Regions from separate parts of the Homo sapiens genome. Here region 1 is linked to region 2. Evidence: read pairs that join two places in POLR2A ChIA-PET (ENCODE). Cell type or tissue: endothelial cell of umbilical vein. All regions are shown on one strand. Each heading gives the region's core, and the rest is flanking DNA. Links, peaks and the distances in the headings are about the cores only.

Region 1 (7,717 bases), core at 1,049-6,048, 180 kb before region 2:
TTTTGTATTATAACACAAGATGCCTACTATATCTACATATTAAAGACTTACTCTTCTGTTAATCCCTGTAAATCCTCTTTGGTACTGTGGAACAGAAAGCTGCCCTTAAAATCTAAAGGTATTATTTGTTTTACATAGTTTCTTTTACATGTCTTAAAGTGAAAGAGCATTGGTTAGAATTCATTTGTGTAGAAGTAAAACTTCCATTACAATGAAGGGCATAAAATATGGATGCTGTTTTCTGGTTCCTTACCAGAGCAATGATATTTTATTTTCTTGGTTAAAATTTATTCTATACAGTGAATTATCCAGTACAATAACTGCCTTATCTCGTCCCTAACCAAGTAACATTTTTTATAATGACACTGATTATATGCTGGTTGCCCTGGAGAGAAGAAAGAATTAAACTACAGCTGAGTCATCACAGCATTTTTCTTTTTCTTTCTTTTCTTTTCTTTTTTTTTTTTTTTTAGATGGAGTTTCACTCTTGTTGCTCAGGCTGGAGTGCAATGACACATTCTCAACCCCCGCCTCTCAGGTTCAAGCGATTCTCCTGCCTCAGCCTCCTGAGTAGCTGGGATTACAGGCGCCCGCCACCATTCCCAGCTAATTTTTTTGTATTTTTAGTAGACAGGGTTTCACCATGTTGGCCAGGCTGGTTTTGAACTCCTGACCTCAGGTGATCCACCCACCTCAGCCTTCCAAGGTACTGGGATTACAGGTGTGAGCCACCGCCCCCGGCCATCACAGCATTTTTCTAATGAAAACTTTTAATAACTGCAGTCCCTCAGTCATTTCTTCTCAAACATCCAAACAAGAAAAATAAACACTAAAATTATGAAAATCACCCATTTAAATAATTTAATACATCATCTCCTTTATGCCTGCTACTGTATCCATAGTGATGTAGTCACTGAAACATAGTAGGTGTTCACTAAATGTGTGCTGAATGAGTGAAATGAACCTAAGAACTCAGAGGAAGGGAAAAAGAAGAAACTTAGTATGTTATAAATATATATAAATAACATATGTTCTCTCTACTAAGAATTTCTCTTTAGACTTTCTAATTTACTGCAAAAAGGCTTATAAGCCTGAACAACTACAACTATGACTTCTTAATCTGTGTTTATAATCTAATTTCACTACCTTGGGGGTTAGGAGGGTAGGGAGTGGTATATCTTTTAGTGGTTTTTGATTTTTCATTGTTTTAAATTTCTGCTAAATTATCTTCTTCCATGGAAGGGAGGCTACATACAAGGTAAATGCGAATGGCATATCAGAAGGAAGGTGCGTAAAACTTTACTGGATCAGAATTCTGCCATATCCACCACCTAAGATCAATCAGTGTGAGGGAAAGGGAATAAATGTAATTAGATAACATAATTGTCTATAAAACAAAGAGAATTTCAGGAAAATATCTGTTAGCAAAATATAACACATTTATCCTCAAAAATCAAGGAAAAAAGAGAAATACATGAAGTTTATCTTAACACTATCCTTTGAGAGACTGAGTGTGTAGACAGACAGTGACCATATATAAAAATAGAACTCTGTCCTCTGGTCTGCAGCAACCAACCCAAGAAACCAACCTGCTATCTACAAGTCAGACCACTGTCTCTAGCAGACAGTCCAAGAAGATAACAGTAACCCTTGTAACAATCAGGACAAAATGGCCAGGGCTTGATTATTAACTGATGACCTCTCTAATTTTTGCCCTTGCTTCCAACTTAAGACCAACTGGAGAAAGCCAAATATGCACCCCTAATCAATCTCATGGTATGCCCTGTTTCTAGTTAACCTGCCTGTAGCTTCTCCAAGCCAGGTGCTTCCAGTTAGCGCATATCTGAAGCCTTTCCTTTTTTCTATTATAAAACTTTCCCATTCCTGTGCCTGCCTTTGGGTCTCTGCCAAATGCAGGTGATTGTGGCTGACTCCCCTGCTGTAGCAAGTGCTGAATAAACAGGCTTTTCCTGTTAATATTGGGGTGATCTTCACTTCATGCCCTTTTCACATAATTACACTGTTCTAAGAATATGTATGACTTCCATGCTTGAACATACATACACAAAATAAATTTTTTAATAATAATCAGACTTATTCATATAAAAAAATTAAGTGATGTAACTGGCTTCCTTATGCTTTATGAGAACAATAGCATAGCACCGATGGTAGTAAAAATGACAAGAACACTATTTCACCTGGAACAATAGCTACTATAATTCCACTCTACAAGTTCTTTCTTTTACTGGCCTGGGTTGTTAACACCTTCACCTTAGCATCCTCCCCTACAGCCACTTGTGCCATTCTCTTTTGTTGGTACCTTATGAACTTCATGACAGCTGCCATGCTGTCACTGCCAGTGACGAAGGCAGATTTTTGACATGACTTTGGCATCTATTAATGTCTTAGTGATGCATAATTTTCCACATTAATTGATTTGACTTAGTCATCTCTTGGCAGTAAAGCTATGCAGGGTGAGGTAAAGCCCTTTTCTGGTATACTCTTTCAATTCTTTACAGTACTTCTAGTTTTACAGCTCTTTTGTTACCCTCATTTTCTTACAGCCTTATACTACCTCCACTCCACCTACCTTTATCCCCACTTGGAGAAACTTGAAATCTGTTTCCTGGAATTAAGTTGGAAAACACAAAGTTTCAAAGTGTTGCCCCCCCAAATTGTTGCTCCTACGAACATTAAAGAAAGTTTCTGTATACATTTAGGGACATGCTTGAAGAATTGAGAATGTAATCTTTGTCCATCTCCGTTTCTGGTTTAAGAAACCTGATGCTAGAGCTAATTAATTCCTTAGCATATCATCATTATTTCTACCAAATTTGGTGTAAATAAAGCCCCTGGTAACCTGCTTTGATATGTCAGTATTCCAGAGTAAATGCGGAGATTCCCCTCTCCTACTCTAACTACTTTTACATTACATAAATATGTTTGTATGTTAGCAGAGCAATATATAAACACAAATACCTGTAATATAGATTTCTATAATTGCATTTATATAAATGTAATTACATATATAAATGTGTTCAGAAGAGAAGGTCAGTGAGGTCACTATATAAAAATGAATGGTATTGCTATATTCTAGCAAAGAACCATTGGAAAATTAAATCCAAAAACAATTTAATTTACAACAGCATCCAATATCATAAAATTATCAGAGATAAATTTAGCAAAATTTGATCAAGACTTGTACACTAAAAATTATAAATAAACATTGTTAAGACCAATTAAAGACAACCAACAGATTTCTCATGTTTATGGATTATAAGATCCAATATTGGTAAAATAGCAATTTCCCCAAATTGAGTGAACATAATCCAAAGAAAAAAACTATTTGTAGACATTTGCAAACTAATACGAACATGCAAATGACCTAGAATACCCAAAGCAATTTTTCAAAAGGATAACGAAGTTTAAAGCAATTTTACAAAAGAATAATAAAGTTAAAGGACTTATTTTTAAATAAAAATGTTAGGGAAATTAAGTGGAGAAATGGACATTGACCCTTACCTCATACCATACACAAAAGTTAAGATTTAGCTGAGGCTGAAGGATTGCTTAAACCTAGGAGTTTGTGACCAGCCCTGGCAACCTAGCAAGATCCGGTCTCTAGAAAAAATTTAAGAATTAGCCAGGTGCAGTGCTGTGTGCCTGTAGTCTCAGCTATTCAAGAGGCTAAGGCAAGAGGATTGCTGGAGCCCAGTAGTTTGAGGCTGCAGTGAGCTATGTTGGTGCCACTGCACTCTTACCTGGGCGACGGAGTGAGACCCTGTCTCCCCCGCCAAAAAAAAAAAAAAAAAAAAAAGATTTAGACCTAAATGTAAGAGCTAGGACTGAATCTTTGCAACCTTGGGGCAAGCAAAGATTTCTTGGATAGGACATGAGAAATGTGAGTCATAAAAGAAAAATGTGCAAAATTGGACTTTACCTAAATTTAAAAGTTTTGTTCTTCAAAATACAGTGTTTAGAAAATGGAAAGTGGAGCCATAAAATAGGAGAAAATATCAGTGTACATATACCTGACACCCTTGATCCAAAATAAATAAACCCTTACTACTAATTAACAAGAAGACAACTGAATTTTTTTTGGCTTGAAACAACCACCATTTTATTATGACAACTGAAGTTTTAAAATGGATGAAATATTTGAACAGTTGTTCACAAAAGAAGATGTAAGAGTGGTCACTAAACACGTGAAAAGATGTTCAACACCATTATCAGGAGAACTGCAAATTAAAACCAGAATGAGATACCACTGTGTATTTATTAGTATAACTAAAATTAAAAAGGCTCTCACTGCCAAGTGTTGGCGAGAATATGGAGGAACAGGAACTCTCATGCACAGCCTGGGAGAGTATAAAGTCACCAGTCACTTTGGAAACTGGCAATTTCTTATGAAGCTAAAATTATAAACTTTATAACTCAGCCATTACACACCTATGTGTTTTCCAAAGAGAAATTAAAATATATGTCCACTTAAAGACTTTACATGGACATTTATAGCACTTTTATACATATCAGCCAAAAACTGGAAACAATACAATGTTTATCAGCAGGGAAACAACAAAATGTGGTATCCATACAAAGGAATACTGCTCAGCTATGAAAAGGAGCAAACTATTAACATACTCAACAACATGACGATCTGTAAAACAGGCTGAATGAAAAACCAGACTAGAATACATACTGTTTAATTCCTTATATAACCTATTTAATTACTTATATAAGCTTATGTAAGATTATAGAAAATAGAAACTAAAATAACAGAAAAAAGGCCGGTTGCGGTGGCTTACGCCTGTAATCCCAGCACTTTGGGAGGCTGAGGCGGACGGATCACAAGGTCAGAAGATCGAGACCATCGTGGCTAACACAGTGAAACCCCGTCTCTACTAAAAAATACAAAAAATTAGCCGGGTGTGGTGGCGGGCACCTGTAGTCCCAGCTACTCAGGAGGCTGAGGCAGGAGAATGGCCTGAACCCGGGAGGCGGAGCTTGCAGTGAGCCGAGATCGTGCAGCTGCACTCCAGCCTGGGCGACAGAGCAAGACTCCATCTCAAAAAAAAAAAAAAAAAAAACAGGAAAAAGATCAGTGGTTGCCTGGGACTAGAGTTGAGAGTGAGTTTGCCTGCAAAGGGACACATACAGACTTCCAGAGAGTAATGAAAATGTTCAGTATCTTGATTTTGGTAGTTTTACCAGATGTATATATTTATCAAAATTTACTGAATTGCGGCTGGGCACGGTGGCTCACACCTGTAATCCCAGCACTTTAGGAGGCCGAGGTGGGCGGATCACTTGAGGTCAGGAGTTTGAGACCAGTCTGGCCAACATGGTGAAACCCCATCTCTACTAAAAATACAAAAAATTAGCTGGGCATGGTGGCACACACCTGTAGTCCCAGCTACTCAAGAGTCTGAGGTGGGAGAATCGCTAGAACCCAGGAGGTGGAGGTTGCAGTGAGCCATGACTGTGCCATTGTACTCCAGCCTGGGTGACAGAGTGAGACTCTGTCTCAAAAAAAAAAAAAAAAAAACACAAAATTTATTGAATTGTATATGTTATATAGGTAATAGTTTATTATTTGCCAATTATAGTTTTAGAAAGAGAAGATCAGTAGATGAATAGGAAATGGAATTGAATCTGGAATAAGATAGCAACTAGATGGTAGTGAGTGAGTAGGAAAATGACTAAGAGAATGCTTAGATTGAGCAGAAAATATATGGTAAGAAAAGCCACTAGAATTTTATCGTAGTCTGCTAATTAAGTTATGGTTGTATTTGAGTCAAATACCTAAAAATTAAATGCCTACAATAATGGTACATGAGAAACCACTCCAAAACTTACAGCAACCAAAAATAAGCACTTTAAAAAACTCATGGGCTTGCAAGTATTGGTTGAAATGGCTCTGATTCGTGCTGTAGGTTGGCTGGATGGCTCTAGCATTCAAGTTGAGCTCATCATCTGTGATTGTTTCTGGGTTCAGGCTGAAGGGGTATCAGCCAGGAGCTTCTCCTGGTGTATCACCAGAGCACAAGAACACAAGTTAAACTGTACAGGCACATTTCAAGCCTCTCCTCGTAAGATCGCATTGTCCAAATAAAGTCACTTGGACAAATCCAAAAAAGTTTTATTGTGGGAAGTATAAATAAACATAACCCCAAGGTACTTCTATGTCCCTATCCTCCAGTTTCAACAATTATCTCTATTTTGCAACTCTTGTTTCTTATATTTCTTCCCTCTTCTATTATGCTCAAGGGCACTAATAAATATGGAGCAGCGCCTTAAAACCAACTGCCCTGGGCCAGGTGCGGTGGCTCACGCCCGTAATCCCAGCACTTTGGGAGGCCAAGGTGGGCGGGTCACAAGGTCAGGAGATCGAGACCATCGTGGCTAACACGGAGAAACCCCATCTCTACTAAAAAAATACAAAACATTAGCCGGGCGTGGTGGAGGGCGCCTGTAGTCCCAGCTACTCGGGAGGCTGAGGCAGGAGAATGGCGTGAACCCGGGAGGCGGAGCTTGCAGTGAGCCGAGATCGCGCCACTGCACTCCAGCCTGGGCGACAGAGCAAGACTCTGTCTCAAAAAAAAACACAAAAAACTGCCCTATGGGCGCACATAAGCTAGAGGTGGTTGCTTTGATTCTTGAAAAGTAGTGGGCATTGATTCTCACAGCTAGGAGCTCAGTTTTGGAAGGATGTGGAAGAGCTTCCGTGCCTTTTTCAACATTTGTTGTGACAAATTGCGGCCCCTGCTTTTAGCAGCTGCTTATTTTCTAACATTCCTCAGAACAATGAAAAATTCAGGTAATCGTTCGAGAACTAAGAAATGAAAATATAGCCAGGTTTGCTTTGGCAGTTGGGCCAAACTAATCATTGTTTTTACAACTCTGTTAAAGAGAAAGCATGAGTTTATTTGATTAAATATGGCACAGATTTCTAAGTCTTGAAATAGATGAGAATAAGCAGTTTATAATCAACAAATCAGAAAATGTAAACAATCTGATGTGCAAATGCTAAAAGAATGCTGAGAATTAAGAGAGTCTGGGGAACTAGAGATATAGTGTTTGTGTATTATTTGTGTGCAGCTTGCCATGTTAGGAATACAGATTAGGAATTTGGATACATTGGCTATTAGACATTCATTTCTTGGCACAGTTTTAATCATTGTTTAATCCCTGTGCACACTGGCTACCTTAAGTAGAAGGTACTTTTTTCAAATGTTGTAAAGTGTAAACCATCTCTGACTGGAGAATTGGCATCATCAAGAAAATAATGACCAACATATATTCTGAAATATTCAGTACCTGCTTTTTTACAGAATCCTCTTTTTGAGGGGGCCTGTATTATATTTATCACAGAGTTTAATTTACTGTGATTTAATTAAACTTTATTTTTTTATTTCCCCCGTGAGACTATAAACTCCTCAAGAATAAGGGACTGTGCTCATTGTATCATCAGATAATTCTGCTAGATGCTGTTAAAGATAAAAATATATTAAGTAGCTATTTAGACAATTTGTACTTAATAATCACAGTTTTCTTGGCAGGATGATGAAATGGTTGAGAACATAGGCTCAAGAACCAGATTGCTTGGACTTAAATATTGTCTCTGTTACTTAACTAACTCTGTAACCATAGACAAGCAAGAACTTAATCTTTGTGTACCTCACTTTTGCTATTTGTAAGATAAGAAATGTCGTGAAGA
Region 2 (7,717 bases), core at 1,522-6,521:
GCGAATACAGAAAACTTTTGTGAAAAATGGGAACAGAGATACAGGGTAGTAGCTGGAAGGAAGAATATGGAGTTTATGTATGTGTGACCCAGCTGAGAAGAAACAGATGCAGGAGAGGGAATGGGTACTCACAGGAGCAAAGTCCGTGGGTAGGTAAGAAAGGATGGAATCCAGTGCATAGGAGTAGCCACAAAGCCATATCACCTTCCCCCAGTAGAATTTCCAACAGATTCTATTGGAATCTGTTACCAAGGTGCCAAGCTTCCTACTGTTAGAAGTGTACCTTTCGGCTAAGGTATCTCCAGAAGGCCCGCATTTAAATGTAGTCATTTTATACATCTGTGTTGTGTGGGAAATTTTTTTTTAAATAGTCATTTTATTAGGAGAGTTAGAAAGCCAACTTTTTCTAAGCCAGTCTTTGAATCTTTGTACATTTCTCTTACTGACTTGTACTTGGCATTATGCCCTGGTTTACACTGAGAAAAATTACAGCAAAAGAGTTATACAGTGCTCCGTTTTCTATTTATTTCAGGAGTGTTGTTTAGAATGACGATCATGAAATCACTCCAAAAGCACTCTTTACAAAGACCCATTTAAAAATATATCTTAAGTCTCAATGTTAGGAGAAGTTGTGTCCCTTCTATGCAACTAATTTGTTTTACTTTTTGGATACTAATACTTGATCATGTTTCCCTGTTTGGCCACTTCGAAGTTCAGAATACATTTGTGAACCTCATAGTTTATCACAAGAGTTAGGGGAAACTGAAGGTCTTTCTGTCTCTTTCTCTCTCTCCATCTTTTTAGGAAATTACCAAGCTGCTGCCTTTCCATAGGATTTTTTTGGATCGACTAGAAGAGAATGAAGCCATAGACCAGGACCTGCAGGCTTACATCCTGCACCGGATACACAGCAGCTCAGAGATCCAGAATAACATTTCACTTAATGGCAAAATGGACAATACTACATTTGGCAAACTCAGTTCTCATCTCAAGACCCTCAGTCAAGGGTCCTATCTATATCTGAAACTTACATTTGACCTCATAGAGAAAGGCTATCTAGTGTTAAAGAGCTCTAGCTACAAAGTAGTTCCTGTTTCGCTCTCAGAGGTTTATTTACTCCAGTGCAATATGAAGTTCCCAACCCAGTCTTCCTTTGACCGGGTGATGCCTCTCCTGAATGTGGCAGTGGCCTCTCTCCACCCACTGACTGATGAGCATATCTTCCAGGCCATCAATGCTGGGAGCATTGAAGGCACACTAGAATGGGAGGATTTTCAGCAGAGAATGGAGAACCTCTCCATGTTCCTAATCAAGCGCAGAGACATGACTCGTATGTTTGTACATCCTTCTTTTCGAGAATGGCTTATCTGGAGAGAAGAAGGAGAGAAAACCAAATTTCTCTGTGATCCGAGGTAAGACATATATCTGTGATAAACAATTCTGAGTCTGTTTTCTGTTTATTGCATGGAGTGTGAGTATTGAAAGTAGAAGTGTTCTTCATTGAACATTTCACATAGAAGAGACATCATCTGTGTTTCTTCTCAAGGCAAGGCTATAATGAGGTTAACTAATTTATTGTTTTACAATGTTATTTCCTTAAGACTCAACATCTGCATAGATATTTAGAATGCTATCCTACGTTCCTGTGTTCTTCTAAATAATTTTCACTGACCCCACAGGGTTCACAGGCTATAATTAAGTTAACCATTTAATGGACTTCCTCAGTATTATTATTCTGATATGAAGAAAGAATTGATATATTGTAAATCTCTTTGATTTAGGGCAGAATCATTTCAAAGTTTTTATTGCCCTTTTATAAAACCTTATCATTTTTAAAGTTTCCAGTGACTAAATCCATTAAAGTCCAGCCAATGCTAAGCTTTATACTAGAAAATACAATCTTAAACCTCCTAGCTGAAAAAGATTTGAAGAGATCAGCTGGTCTATCCATGCTGCCTTTAGATACGTAAGGTGTCATTATCTCCATTTTGCTATAAAGGCCTTAAGATGCTGGATCAACTTGCACAAAGTCATAAGGTTAATACATGGGAGAAGGGAGGGGCACACACCAGAATAGGGATCACAAGTGCATGATATATCCCACCACTCCCCACCCCACACGCACAACAGGATCACTGATTTACCCCAGCACTCTTTCCCAATGAGCTTGAACCTGACTTGAGAATCTTTCTCAACTCAAACCAGACTAGATATGAAACTGTTTCCCTTTTTATTGCATGAAACCTAGTTCTCTGGCATCCTGGTCGGGGTGTGCTTTTACTCCGTCATACTAACATTTTTAAAGACGTATTCCTTTAATAAAGTTGGTGTTTTCAAAAGCCGGGTACATTACTGACTTCATGGAAACAAAGAAGACACCAACAACATAGCTGGCAAATGCAGAGCTTATTTTGGCTCAAAAAGAAGAGGCCAGATTTGACTATGCCTCACATGTGACTCATCAGAAAGAATAAAACTCTGTGTTCATGCTGGGGTTTTATTGCCCTTCACCGTGTCCTTCACCAGGCCTTATTAGAGACAACTGTACTGTGGGCATGCTGCTCAGCCTACTCCATGCTGATTCATCAGAAAATTAGTTCCAGATTATGATGAAGATATTAAGCCAGGCAATAGACTTTGTAGCATTTTCTCTGAGAGGGAAGCTTTTTTAAAGAAACATGCTGTAGTGGAAAGAACATAAACTCTTGAGTCAAATTACCTGCATATAAATCCTGCCTCTTCTAGGAACTTTGACCTTTGGAAAAAGTTACATAGTGTTTCTAAGACTTAGTTTTCTTATCTACATAAGAGCAATAATAATGCCTTTTTTCTAGAGTTGTTGAGAAGTTAAGTGAGGTCATATAGTATGATGCCTAGAATAGTACAGAGTAAAAGAAACACTTGGGGTATGTTCTTTTTCCTCCCCTCACCCTGCAGTAATAGACCCTTCTGGTGTATCTTAGTTAAATCCTGTGGCTAATCGGATAGCGACAGCCATCTTCTGCTGTTATCATTTTGGAGCACAAGATTTTAAAAAGAAACAATAAAAACAATCCAAGTCCCTTCTGTGAATTGTATGATGTTCCCAAAAGGATTTTACTATAAATCCTACTAGAGCTGTTGTCAATATTTAATACAAAGAACTGGCAACTATGTATATAGGAAAAAGAAACTAATGTAGAATTGCCTAATAAACGCTTTGAGATCAGTTCCCAGAGAAACTTTGCTAGCTGATCTGGGACCTTAGATCCTGGGACATCTCAGAGGATTGAAAGCTGAGGTCCAAGGCAACCAGACTACCACTGAATTAATAGTATCCTTACAACAGATGAAATCCTCAGGGGCTCTCAGAGGAGAAAATACGGCTTTTATACAGCCATATCATGACTATACAGGCTTTGCCTTCTCAACATCGCATTTTAACTAGGAGTTTTGCAGCAACCGACTGATGCACTGGGACAAGAGGAGCAGGTACTTCCAACTTCAAATCCTGTATAATCCGTTCCCTGATGATTGAATAGCATGGCTGCTGAGAGATCATCTTATTTCACTTAATGGCAGAGAGTAAAATTGTAAACAGGACCAGGAGTTATCAAAAAAAGCTTTCTTAGATTTCATTTCAGTTGGAACTCAGCCCCCTCCCCAGCAATGGCTGGCACCAACCTTGTTACTAAAGTACTGAAGTATTGATCTCAGTGCTTAAGGCTCCCTAGGTCAATGAGATGGAAATTCACTAAGAATTTAATGCTATTGGCAAAGCCCAAGCTGGTCTTTCAAAGCAGCTGGCTGCACTTGTTTTCCATTTCAGGCAGGTCTGATTAGCAGGACTCTCTCCAGGCATGGTTTGTCTTTGTGGCCTTCAGCCTCCACTTCTTGCACATTGTTTCTCCTTCTGTTCTCCACTTTCTCTCCTTCTCTCTAAAGCATCTTTCAGTAGATCAAAGAAGACCAATTCAGTGCCTCTGAAATCACACCAGGTAAGCCAGTGCCTGACATGTACATCTCTGTGGTGTAAGGAGAGCTTCCAGAGGCAACACAACATTCTTACCCTTTTTAGTCCATTTTCCTGGGCTTTCAGCACTCAATTGCCAAAAAGTAGTTGATCTTCTCCAGAAATAGGCTACCCAAGGAGGTTGCTTCTGCCTGAGCTGAAAAGAGTCAGTAATCTGAGAATGGTGCTGGAAGCAGGAAATAGCAGAGCCAGAGGTTAATGCTACAGCTGAGATTGAGTTTTCATTATTTTGAATACCAGACTGCTTATTGTCTCAGAATCTGGGCAAGGACTTGACCTACCAGAGAGAATGACCTAACGTTACATAGATGTATCGTTGTCTCATTGTCATAGAAATAAATGAGTAACAAGGTGAGTAGAGTGAGAGAGAGAGAGAGAGAGAGAGAGTATGTGTGTGTGTGTGTGTGTGTGTGTGTGTGTGTATGTGTGTGTGTATCAAACTGTAAGCAGAGTATCACTGAAGAATCTTTTAGATTTGCAGTTTAGGTAAAATATGCCCCTTGAAGCAATCACAAACCTTAGACCATACCACCTCATTCTGCTCTCTGTTTCCCACTGTTCATCACTGTCAGCCTTCTGACATACCCTGAACTTAATCTGTCCTATGTTTTATTCTCTTGGGCACGGAGATATCAGATTAACTCACTAATTTAATAAGCGAATTCCTGCTATTATGCTAATAGTAAAGAGATGGAAAACCTATTTGAGGCAACTTGTGCATTTAAAATAAGACATTTGAGAGAAGTAGTCATCGGCCTTTGTTAGGCAACCTTTTAGTGACTCTCATAGTAGAAATTTAAGGCTGATAGAGTAGACAGTCGGAGCTACCAGCCTTGTGGTGCAGTCCAGTTACTGCTTAATATTTCTATATCGCTTTAGGCTCGCCCTGAATAAATCTCCACTCTGTTCTGTTTCTATTCCTCATTTTCTCAATTTTCATGATATCTAACTTTCCCTTCCATAGGAACGGCTCTCAGATTAATATTTGTGTGTGTGTGTGTGTGTGTGTGTGTGTGTAAGATTTTGCCAGAGATTAAAAGACTACTGCGTTATTATGTGTGTATTTTTGTGGGGTTTGTTTTTATTTTTTTAATACAGTATCTCACTCTGTCACTCAGGCTGGAGTGCAGTGGCACAGTCACGGCTCACTGAAGTCTCAACCTCCTGGGCTCTGGCAATCCTCCTACCTTAGCTTCCTGTGTAACTGTGACCACAGGCACATGCCACCATGCCTAATTTTTTTTGTTTGTAGAGAAAGAGTCTTACTGTGTTCCTGGTCTCAAACTCAGGTTCAAGCCATCCACCCACCTTGTCCTCCCAAAGTGCTGGGATTACAGGGATGAGCTACTGCACCAGCATTTTTTTTTTTTTTTCGAGACAGAGTGTCCTGTCACCCAGGCTAGAGTGCAGTGATGCGATTTCACATCACTGCAACCTCTGCCTCCTGAGTTCAAGCAATTCTCCTGCCTCAGCCTCCCAAGTAGCTGGGATATTACAGGTACCTGCTACCTTGCCCGGCTAACTTTTTTGTATTTTTAGTAGAGACGGAGTTTCACCAATTTGGCCAGGCTGGTCTCGTACTCCTGACCTCAGGTGGTCTGCCCACCTCAGCCTCCCAAAGTGCTAGGATTACAGGCATAAGCCACCGTGCCCAGCCTAGCCAGCCTTATTTTTAAATGTTTGAATAAGATACAAGAAGCTTGTTGTGAACTTCATGTAATGAGTGTTGAGTTGATACAACCTAATGAGATTGTGATGTGGGAGCCTAAGGTTGTGATGTGGGAGCCTAATTTGGTTTGACCTGATTTCCTCAAATTAAAGACAGCAAATCCTGTGATGAATGGAAAGGGAAAAGGCGACACAAATCCTACCTATACCATGGGATAGTTGAGTACTTACTTGATTCTTTATGACCAGAATTGATTGCTTATAATAAGTGGTTTGTCGAGGTTTTTCCTAATTTATTTGACCATATTAGTAAGTGAATTACACGTTGGAGACCTGATGCTCCAAAATCCATTGCCACAAAGCAGGGTGTCAGAGAACAAGCAGTTTGTCTAAGGAAAAAGAGAGGGTGTCCTCCCCAAAGTGAAAAATAACTGTGCCAGAGGTCTGTATAACAGGGCTTCTTATAGAATAGATGGGGTTGAAATGACTACAAAATAAATGGTGAGTTGAAGTTTGTGTTGATTTTGTTTTTTAAATCTAAATATGAGCCTCCAGGCAAGATGACAATTAACCTTACCCTCACTGAAGCACAAACTTGAGGTCACTGCTCCTGATAGCCATTGCAGGCTCCCAGAGCAGACCCTTAAACTGGAGGATGGGTTCTGCTTTCTCAAAGCATTAGGAGAGAATTCAGCAAAATGATGAAGCATGGGAAGGAAAAAGGGCCTCTTAGAACTAAATCAACCCTTAGGAGGCTTGGAAGAGTTAAAGCAGAGAAAAGAGAATGTACCAGACATCTTTTATTCACACTTTCAATTTTTTTTTAATTTTTAATTTTTGTGGGTACATGGTATATACATACATACATATATATATATATGGTTACATGAGATATTTTGATATAGGCATGCAGTGTGTAATAATCACATCAGGGTAAAATATCCATCACCTCAAGCAGTTATCCTTTGTGTTTCACACAATCCAATTATACTCTTTTAGTTATTTTTAAATGTTTGATTAAATTATTTTTTACTCTAGTCACCTTGTTGTGCCAGCAAATTCTAGGTCTTATTTATTCTTTCTATGTTTTGTACCCATTAGCCATGCCCCCCCTTTCCACCAACCCCTCCCCAGTCCTGACTACCCTTCCTAGCTGGTAACCTTCCCCTACTCTCTATCTCCATGAGTTCAATTATTTTAATTTTTAGCTCTGACAGATAAGTGAGAACACGCAATGTCTGTCTTTCAGTGCCTGGCTTATTTCACTTAACGTAATGACCTCCAGTTCCATCCATGTTGTTGTAAATGACAGGGCCTCATTCTTTTTTATGGCTGAATAATACTCCGTTGTGTATATGCACCACATTTTGTTTATCCATTTGTCTGTTGGTGGACACTTAAGTTACTTCCAAATCTTGGCTGTTGTGAGTAGTGCTGTAACAAACATGAAACTGCAGATATCTCTTCAATATACTGATTTCCTTTCTTTTGGGTATATACATAGGACTGGGATTGCTGGATCGTATGGTAGTGTCACAGGATCTTTGGGGTGTTGCTTTGCCAGCCAGAAACCTCTGTGGCTGACAGAGCCTTCTGCCTGAGTATTGCTCACACCCTTTGGGATCGTTCTGCCTACTCAGCTCAGCAGGCTGCACTCAGCTCGTGCTACTGGCCCAGATCCCACACCTCCCAAGGGTGAGCCAGGCACAGAACAGTGAGCAGTGTGTGGACAAGAGAGCATGGGGTCCAGCCACTGCACAACCAGGCACGCTGGCTGCTGCAGCAGGGCAGGCAACTCCAGGCACCAGCACAGGTGCCAGCTGCATGTGAGGCTGCGGTTGTACCAAACATATTGCACGCAGCTTCCACTGCAGGCAACCACGTCTGGACAAGGGGAATGCGGTGGCACCTGGAAGCTTGGAGACACCAGGAACTGCTGAGCCCAAAGAGGGTGTCACAGCCATAGCTCAGGGAGTCCCTAGGTCTGGGCTCCTCAAAGAACTGCAGCTCTTCTCTCCTTCTCATCGTCCACAATGT

The links. Peaks named below come from ENCODE experiments on the same cell type or tissue, not always from the same donor. Only the 100,000 strongest peaks of a DNase experiment are listed, where the experiment ranks them.
Region 1: POLR2A ChIA-PET joins it to region 2 with 12 read pairs; 4 of 35 experiments call an interaction of 5 or more read pairs at or near these places.

The regions. Positions count from the first base shown.
Region 1 is chr17:63,171,739-63,179,455 of GRCh38, forward strand. The region is part of intron 5 of TANC2 (tetratricopeptide repeat, ankyrin repeat and coiled-coil containing 2); the gene reads left to right. Among named protein-coding and RNA genes, the nearest start is that of TANC2, 210 kb to the left of the region's middle. In endothelial cell of umbilical vein, for the core only: no CTCF peak of the experiment used is centred there; no DNase peak of the experiment used is centred there.
Region 2 is chr17:63,353,979-63,361,695 of GRCh38, forward strand. TANC2 (tetratricopeptide repeat, ankyrin repeat and coiled-coil containing 2) reads left to right here. Exons shown (of 28, transcript NM_001394998.1): 14 at 805-1,412. Among named protein-coding and RNA genes, the nearest start is that of CYB561, 88 kb to the right of the region's middle. RefSeq lists enhancers at 6,965-7,465, 7,466-7,717. In endothelial cell of umbilical vein, for the core only: no CTCF peak of the experiment used is centred there; DNase peaks (open chromatin) are centred at 2,453 and 4,253; H3K27ac peaks cover 885 bases.